3 separate regions of the Mus musculus genome follow, and regions 1 and 2 are each linked to region 3. The links are chromatin contacts, found by Hi-C or POLR2A ChIA-PET in ENCODE. All regions are on one chromosome and are shown on one strand. The core of a region is the stretch at or near the end of the contact, and the rest is flanking DNA. Distances in the headings are between cores, read along the strand shown.

Region 1 (2,700 bases), core at 94-2,593, 380 kb before region 3:
ACTCTTTTAAAATGTTAATTACATTTTACTTATGTATTGAGTGGGAAGTATTTGGGGGTTAAAGAACAACATTCCAGAGTCTGTTTCTGGGACCTTGTGGGTAGTCAGCTTTGGCAGCAAGTGCCTTTAACCTCAGGACCATCTCAATATTCCATTTGCTCTTCAATAAGGTAAACTCCCTGTTTAGTCTATTACTCGGAGATCGATACCTCTGTGAGATATTTAATGAGCCGTAAGATACAGTTCTGAATTGATTACTGGTTTAATGGTCTCTATTAAAGGTACTCCTTGTAGTGTGGAATGTTGCTAGCAGAGGAAGCTGGTGACCAGGGCGATATTAGAACTTTCTAGAGATCCATTCCTCTCGATTTTACTGTGAACTTAAATGTGCTTGAAAAATAGTTAACTATTTTAAAATAAGGAAATTAGAGGTATAAACAGTAACTCCTACTGAATCTAATCGGGACTAAAAAAACACCTTCAGGAAAGATTCAAATTCATATAAAACATCAATTTCCTAGTGCCACCTACTGGTGAGACCTGACTATTGCTCTCGAAACAATTTTTTCCCCTTAGTTGACAAGTATTTTGTTTTGCTTTTAGACAAGCTTGTGCAGCTCACGCTGGTCTCACGCTTGCTATGTGGCTATAGGCTGTCTTTGAATTCCCACGATCCTCCTACCTCCACCTCCCAAGTACTAGGATCTTCATTTCTGCAACTTGTCATTAGAGTGCCCCATTATCCTCGGGGCCCTGCTCTGCAAGCTGACCTTTCAACTGCGTTGCAGCCAGGTCTTTCCTTTCTAGTTTCCCTTAAGGCCCTGCCTCTTTTTCCTCCCCCTCCTCTCCCTGTTCTTTTCCCCGCCTCCATCTTTCTACACACAACCTTCCCCTTAAAGCAGCTTCTAGTTCCGCCCAGGTTCGGCCCTTTTAATCTTGTAGTCCCGCCTCCACACTTTGGTTCCGCCTTCCCTTCTCCCGGGAAGGCCCCGCCTCCCTACCACGCCCCGTGCCCATAGTCCCGCCCCAATTAAGGTCTTGGCCCCGCCTCCACTCCCGGCCCCACCTTCTCAGCCCCGCCTCCACCCGGCCCCACCTCCCAGGCCCCGCCCCCTCCGTGGGCGGGTTTCCCTCTGGACTCTCTTCCCTTCCCTCCACACTTCCTCGGTTCCTTCCAGGCCTGGCCCTGAAGCCCTGCTCCAGGTTTGAGCCTATTTCCTCTAACAGCGCCTATCCGCTTCAGCCCAAGACCCCCTCCGCATTCACGCCCGTGCTCTCGTTCCCCTCGTGGGCACGCCCCTTCAGGGGCGGAGCTGAGCCAGGTGCGGCCCCGGGGCGTGGCCGGGTTCCGGGAGCGCAGGTGCGGCGTCCGCGTCAAGATGGCTGCCGCCTGTCGGTCTGAGGCTGGCCTCCTTCCCAGCCTCCTCTGCCGCCGGCCCGCCGGGGCCCAGCTGCTGCGAGTTGCCCTGTGTCTCCTGTGCTGGGTCCCGGCGGCTGTGGACGCAGTCCCCGAGCTCGGGCTTTGGACGAGGACGGTCAATGACGTAAGTGCTCTGTAGGGACTGAGGCGTGGCGCTTCTTAGGCTCCAGGGCCCTGGCTGGATAGCTCCGCCTGCGGACCAGTCTGGCCTTGGGCACATTCACTAGGGCTCTCTGGGACCAGCGGTGGGTCCTCTGACGCGCTTCTTGAGCCTTTTGTCTAGAGTGGGCTCTGGGAAGGGAGCGTCCCCCTCCTCTGCCTAGGCTTCTGGGAAGAGCGGTCCCACTGTGCTTTCCTAAGACGGCTTCCCTTTCCAAATGTTGTTGCTGCTCGCGAGGCTCTCCACCCGCCTCTCACTGTCCTGACACGGTGTCTCTAGATCTTGCTTTTGTTTCTTCAGTTCAGAGCCCCAATCTCTGCATTCCCAGCGGCATCGCTGGGACCGAATACTTCGGCTAGGTTACTACTACTGGGGCCACATCCACAAGGCCACAAGGTTTGTCTAGCCTTTCTGTTAGAGCATAAATTGAGTGTGCTCTACAGTCGTGCATAAAGTCACCTCGCCTCTCTTATTTTTCTTGAGTTTCTGTATATTCCTTAGTGTTCATGACTTCTGCGCGTGTCTGTGGAACAGGGTGTTTGCTTAAGAGTGTTTAAAGGGCGAGTCTGATGGATGAAAACTTCCGTAACTGGGCAGGCCGTTAGAGAACTTGACGTCCTGTATGGTTAAGAGATGATGTGGGAAGAAGGCAGAGACCAAATTGTGCAAAGTCTTGCAAAAGAGACAGGATATCGGGAAGCGGCCTTGTCTTGAGTCCAGAGTCAGATGACTCGCCCAGATCTGCTTGGGATGTGTGGAAACAGCGTCTAAGTTCTAAAGGTGACATTTATATTTATATTCCTTCAACCAAAAGTAGTATCAGAAGGTGCACATACTTCCAAACACAAAACTGCAGAGGCTCAAGTGTAGGCTTCATTCTGTGGCCCGGCTCAGTGTATTCATTGCGTTTGAGATTCTTCTGAGTAGGTGCCCAGTATTTTTTTTTTTTTTTTTTTTTTTTTTTAGCTGTCATATGCTTTGTTCAGGCTGAGTTTATTTCCTGTGTAGCTCAGGCTGGTAGTGTCAGCAGCCTTTTTTTGCAAAAAGCAGGATGATTATTTTTTTCTTATATCAAGTTGTCAGAAATGTATCTTTTAGAACAGAGAGAATGAAACATGTC
Region 2 (2,803 bases), core at 211-2,710, 500 kb before region 3:
GCTAAATAGTTAGACCTTGCCTTTAAAAGAAAAAAAAAAAGTGAGATTTAAGCAAGTCCTAGTGGCACACACGTGCAGTTCTAGCTACTAAGAAGGCTGGAATATTTGCACAACCAGGAATTCAAGTCCAGCCTAGGTAGCATAGCAAGACCCTGTCTGTCCTACGTAGATTTCTATTGTTGTGATGACCAAAAGCTACTTGGGAATTTATTTCAGCTTACAGTTGAAATGCATCATGAAGGAAAGTCAGAACAGGAATTCGAGGCAGGAACCTGGAGGCCAGAACTTAAGCACAAACCATAGAGGAACTGCTTACTGGCTTGCTCAGCTTGCTTTCTTATGCATCCCTGAATGACCTACCCGGGAATGGCACCATCCACAGTAAACTGGGCTCTTTCACATCAAGCACCAATCAAGGGTCTGTTTAATCCAGCGCTTCTGGTTTGATGTCCTCCTGCAGGGCTAGAGATGCAAGGAGCTTATTGTATCACAGTGCGTATGGGTCTGTCCTCAGTTTCAGTAATAAATACTTTAAATTTATCAGGGTGGTTTACTCTGGGCTCTAATGTGATCTTATCTCCAAAGAAAAACAAATCATTCTATTTCCTTTAAGAAAGCCTCATACGCCTTCCGTTTCTTTGAGATTCACAATCTGATGCCGTGGTTTGGGCCTCCCACCCTTTCCTGTAACAGCACTTTCTTCCATCCCTGTTTCAAACTCTTTCCTTACAGGATTCGGCTTAGTTCTCCCCGAGCTAACCTCTGGGGTGGAGGTTGCAAGATCTTGACGCCAGGGTCCGCTCTTGCACTCCGTTTCAGTAGCCAGGGGGAGGACCTGGCAAGCAGGGTGTGCTGCCACGGCGGCCACAGCCTCTGGAATGCAGCTGCTAGGACCTCTTATGCCAGTAGAGCCTGAACTGCAGAATCGCTGCCCCTCCAAAGCAGCTGGACCCACTAACCTTTAAAGGTCTTGGAGTTGCATCCGTCGCTCTCCACTAAATTCGGCCTCTACCCTTTCCAATCCCTTCTACCTACCCATACAGAGTGAGATTCCTCTGATGTAACCAAGTAGCCAGAGATCATCCTCCCGATTATTTTCTTTCTTAGCCCCCTCCCCTTCCTCTCCGTCTCTCGGTCCTTTTAGCTCAAGATGGTGGCCCTCCTTAGCTCTGTTCCATCTCCTCCAGCACCTCCCTTCCAGATTTCCTACACACTCAAGCCAGGGGTTAACCTGCTGGAGTTGACCCAAGTTCCATTCTGCCCCGCCCCTCCACCCTCCCTAGGGCTTGTCCTTGGATCCTCCCCTTCCCGCCCCCTCCTCCAGTTCCATCCTTCTTTGCTCTCTTTGCCCTTCCCCCTTCCCGCCCCTGTCCACTCCAACCTGCTGGCCCCTCCCGGGCCTGAGCCCTGGGCCCGCCTCTTCTAACTTAGGACTCCTGCGATCCCCAACTCCGCACTGCCACTCTGGCGCCTGCTGCCCGGGCGGCCGGGACTGAGGCGCTTCGCACGCGCCCTCGGCGACTGGCGAGTTTGGGACGTTGGTGGATACGTGCATCTGTCCGGAGAGAACTGCCAGATCCGCGGCCCCGCGATGGTTCTGGCCCCACTGCTACTGGGGCTGCTGCTGCTACCCGCGCTCTGGAGTGGAGGTGAGTGCAGGTTGCAGGGTCTCCGGGAGCTGCTACTCATTCCAGCGAGCCGTAGAGGGTTATGGGGGCTCCCTAGCCGGGTCTTGGGGTGCACGTCTTAGTAGAACCGATGGGAACCGAGAGCTTCCCATTACCACAGAGAAAGACCTCAAGCCCGGTTGGGCGCTCTGGGAGCAGCGAAGTTTGAGCCTTTAAGAAATGCAACTCAGGTCTGGCGTGGCATGCACCAAGAACTTTACCCTCAACACTGTCTAGCCTTGCCGAGCTTTGGCGGGGTTTCTGCGAATCATAGACCGAGGATTCCAAGGTAATTCCACGCCGTGAACCAATAAGTAGCTGCAAAAGTTGGATGTCACCGTTAGCGCGTGGCGTTGCTTGGAGGCTAGGTGTCCCGCCAGGGAAAGACTAGTTCTGGCTTCTCCCCTGGGCTCTGCTGAACATTGTGTTAGCCCTCCTTTGTAGGGACAGCCTGTCTGTGAGTGTAAGAAGCCTGCAAAAAGCCGAGGGGGACGATACGGTCCTTTCACTATTATTACTGTGGAGCGGAATCTTTTTTGTTTGGGTAGCACAAACAAGTGCTCAGACCACAAGTGCTCTCACAAGCGGTTCAATTTGACATGCTGGATTGATTAGCGCAAACAAGTATGGCAGGTTCCTCCAACAGATGACACTGAGGCACTTTGTAAAGAAGCTGCTGGGGGGAAAACAAAACAAGGTTTTTCCAAAAAGAAATAGACGCAGGAGGGGTTGGAAGACTACTATAAGCAAGCACATTTCAGGTATTGTTCCTTCAGGTATTGCTCCTGCCCTAAAAGATCTGTTTCTATTCGGAGTGTAATTTTGTCTCTTTGATCTTGAATCTGGTAGACTAAAGTTTGTCTTTTAAGGAAAGTTTGGTTTATGGTTTAGCTACAAACCTCATTTTTCCTCTCAAAGTTCATTTGCTCAAATGAGCTTTTTTTTCTTTTCTTTCCTTTTCTTTTCTTTTTCTTTTTTAAACAATTCTTTCCTTGCACATTAAATTACATAAGCAATTTGTAGTTTGAGGCAACGTGACAATTTGCAACAAACATCAACAGCCAAAAAACGAGCTAAGAACTGAGACCACTCTATTCTCCATTACTAAACCCTCAAAAGTTCCTCAGCCTTTCTGC
Region 3 (2,700 bases), core at 144-2,643:
CACACTGGGGTCAGTGTCCTGGAACATGAAGGTTGTTTTCCAGCCATGACCTTGAGGTCAATAGACCTGTATAACCTATACGAGATTCTGAGTCTACCAAATTATAGGTCACAGGACACTCCTGTGAAGTTATAATTTACAACATGTTTGTTTCTGCTATTCGTTGCCCTACCTTTGGAGAGCAGAGAGCGTTTTAGAGCGTTCTAAACCGGGTATTTCTGGCTGGAATTCTTAAGTTTCTTTATAACCCACATAACTTAAATCTCCCAAGGAGTGGTGACTAGTTAGTTCTGAGCTTAGGCAATAAAACGAACTAATCCATTGTCAGAACTACAACCTTATACCATGTAGGGGACCAGGAAGCAATCTTTATTTCAAAAGGGGATGGGAAAACTTTCAGGATGAGGACATCCTCTGTAACCTTTTCCTATATTCTAAAACAGGCACATTCAAAAAAAAAAGTAACGAGGAAATGAAGGTTCATTTCCTGAACATCTATTGAGTTCCAGTCACATGCTTATATCTTAGCTAATATGATTCTCCTTACTGGGTAAGAACTTGTAACCAGAATACCTGAATTAGTACTGCCTGTCGCCACTAGCCCCGATGAGCTGACAGGAAATGCATCTTTGTTGTGCTTTACACACAATTCCAACCCGTCCTCCAGTCTCTCTCACTCTGCTATTATTTCTCGTTCCAGAGCACTCGGCTTGAGGAGACCTAGGGTTTGTTCAAGGTGACACACTGCAGCAAATATGAGTTAAGAATTCGAATCCAAAGTAACATCCTCCCCGCTGCGCCATAGCCGGGGCTCCTAAAACGGAGGTCCGGCGCCGGGAAACTAATGACCCATGGCTCTCCCTCAGCGCAGTGCCACAGCTGGGAACGCAAGCCTATCCTCGTGACTCCCGAATCTTTCCGTTTTCACACAAGTGCGTGACTGCGGGAGCGAGGTGGCCACGTGAGATCCCTCCACCCTCTCCGGGCGAGGTACAGATCGGGTCCGGCCAAGGGCAAGTCTCAGCACACCCGCTCTTCCGCGTCGCCACCGAGCTGACCCGGGCCCGCGTGGGAGAAACTCGGAACGACCTTGGTGGCGGCCTCAGTCCCCGCGTGTCTGGGCGAGACTCCCCCACAGTCCCCGCCCGCAGCCACCCGGCGTGGCCAGCGCAGACAGGATAACCCGGGCGAGGCTGCAGGGAGGCGGCCAGCCAGTCCCACGTGGACCAGCTCCTCGTTGGGGGCGGGGCCCCGGGGACGTCCAGGCCAATCAGCGCCGCTGCCCAGCTCACCCGGCTAGGCGCGCCCGACCAGCCTGTGGTTGCGTCACATCGGAGGCGGGACCTCGGGCGGGCGCGAGGCTCGGCAGGTCACGTGGGGCGCAGAACCGGCTATAAATAGGAGCCGGCGGCATGCTCTCTATATGATGGCCGCCGGCGCGCGTTGCGTGTTTTCACCTCTCGCCTGCTGAGGCGCCCGCGGCTGCTTCACGAGTGGGTAGAGAGTCCCTCCGTGCTGTGCCCGGTGTTGCCGTCCTGGGTTGTGCGACCGTGGCTCGAGCCTGCCTCAGTCTCGTTCTTCTGGTCTCTCTGTTCGGCCCTCAGTTTCCTTTGGTGAGTGGCGGCGCGGCACCGGTGGTGCAAAGGTCCTTTCTTCTCTGGAGTGGGCTCGGGTGTGGGGAGCTGGCTGGCGGGGGTGGGATGCAGGCTGCAGGACCCCGCTACGCTGCTGTCCTCCTCCCGCCTCCCCACGCACGCCGCGCCCTTCCGCGGGCCTTTTCGGCGGTCCTCGGCAGGCGCGCGCGGGAATGGTCTTTTTTCCGATCATCCACGGAGGGCGCGCGCGGGCAAGCGGCCGGAGACTGAACAGAACTCGTGGGGCGGGGCGGGGCGGGACGGGGTGGGGGGTGGGGGAGCACAGAGATCGCCCTGTGCCCCACCTTGCACAGCGTTTGGGGGACTGAAGACATAAGTGACGGGCGGGGGGGGGGGGGACTATGCGGAGTCCCAGGCTGCCCTCTTCCCAGAGATGCGCCGCTATTGTTATTTTCTTCCACTTCGTCCCCCCAGGATGAACTTGCGTCCTTTCTCTAATCCGCCATGGAATTCTGCTCCGTGCTTTTAGCCCTCCAGAGCCAAAGAAACCCCAGACAACAGACGCCCAGACGCAGCAGCGTATAGCAGTAACTCCCCAGCTCGGTTTCCGTGCCGTAGTTTACAGTATTTAATTTTATATAATATATACTATTTATTATAGCATTTTGATACCTCATTCCGTTTACACATCTCAAAAGCCGCTTAGTAATTCTCTTATTATTTAAAGAACCACTACACTAGAGAATGGAATCTACTGTGGCAACGATTACTAGTACCCTAGCTGCTGTTACTGCTTCCGCTCCACCGAAGTATGACAATCTATGGATGCTCATCCTGGGCTTCATCATTGCATTTGTCTTGGCATTCTCCGTGGGAGCCAATGATGTAGCAAATTCGTTCGGTACAGCTGTAGGCTCAGGTGTAGTGACCCTGAAGCAAGCCTGCATCTTAGCTAGCATCTTCGAAACTGTGGGCTCCGCCTTGCTGGGGGCCAAAGTGAGCGAAACCATCCGGAACGGCTTGATAGATGTGGAGCTGTACAACGAAACTCAAGATCTGCTCATGGCTGGCTCCGTCAGTGCTATGTTTGGTAAGTTGTAGTTAT

Evidence for each region. Hi-C counts contacts between places; a loop is a spot of excess contacts on that map. ChIA-PET counts read pairs that join two places held with the same protein, here RNA polymerase II (POLR2A).
Region 1: POLR2A ChIA-PET joins it to region 3 with 12 read pairs in embryonic stem cell. The contact joins the promoter of Tmem87b here to the promoter of Slc20a1 in region 3. POLR2A ChIA-PET finds 5 or more read pairs at or near these places in 3 of 5 experiments (Patski and embryonic stem cell).
Region 2: a loop to region 3 is called in a map of heart, with 2.2 times the contacts of the local background. The contact joins the promoter of Mertk here to the promoter of Slc20a1 in region 3. A Hi-C loop is called at or near these places in 1 of 37 maps with a recorded cell type or tissue (heart). POLR2A ChIA-PET finds 5 or more read pairs at or near these places in 1 of 5 experiments (Patski).

Annotation. Positions count from the first base shown.
Region 1 is chr2:128,816,960-128,819,659 of GRCm38, forward strand. It overlaps Tmem87b (transmembrane protein 87B), which reads left to right and starts at 1,344. Exons shown (of 19, transcript NM_001355629.1): 1 at 1,344-1,544. The coding sequence starts at 1,380.
Region 2 is chr2:128,697,455-128,700,257 of GRCm38, forward strand. Mertk (MER proto-oncogene tyrosine kinase) reads left to right here and starts at 1,461. Exons shown (of 19, transcript NM_008587.2): 1 at 1,461-1,649. The coding sequence starts at 1,592. It overlaps Gm39931 (a long non-coding RNA gene), which reads right to left and starts at 1,048. Exons shown (of 5, transcript XR_001783466.2): 1 at 960-1,048; 2 at 361-462.
Region 3 is chr2:129,197,380-129,200,079 of GRCm38, forward strand. It overlaps Slc20a1 (solute carrier family 20, member 1), which reads left to right and starts at 1,394. Exons shown (of 11, transcript NM_015747.2): 1 at 1,394-1,613; 2 at 2,070-2,685. The coding sequence starts at 2,340.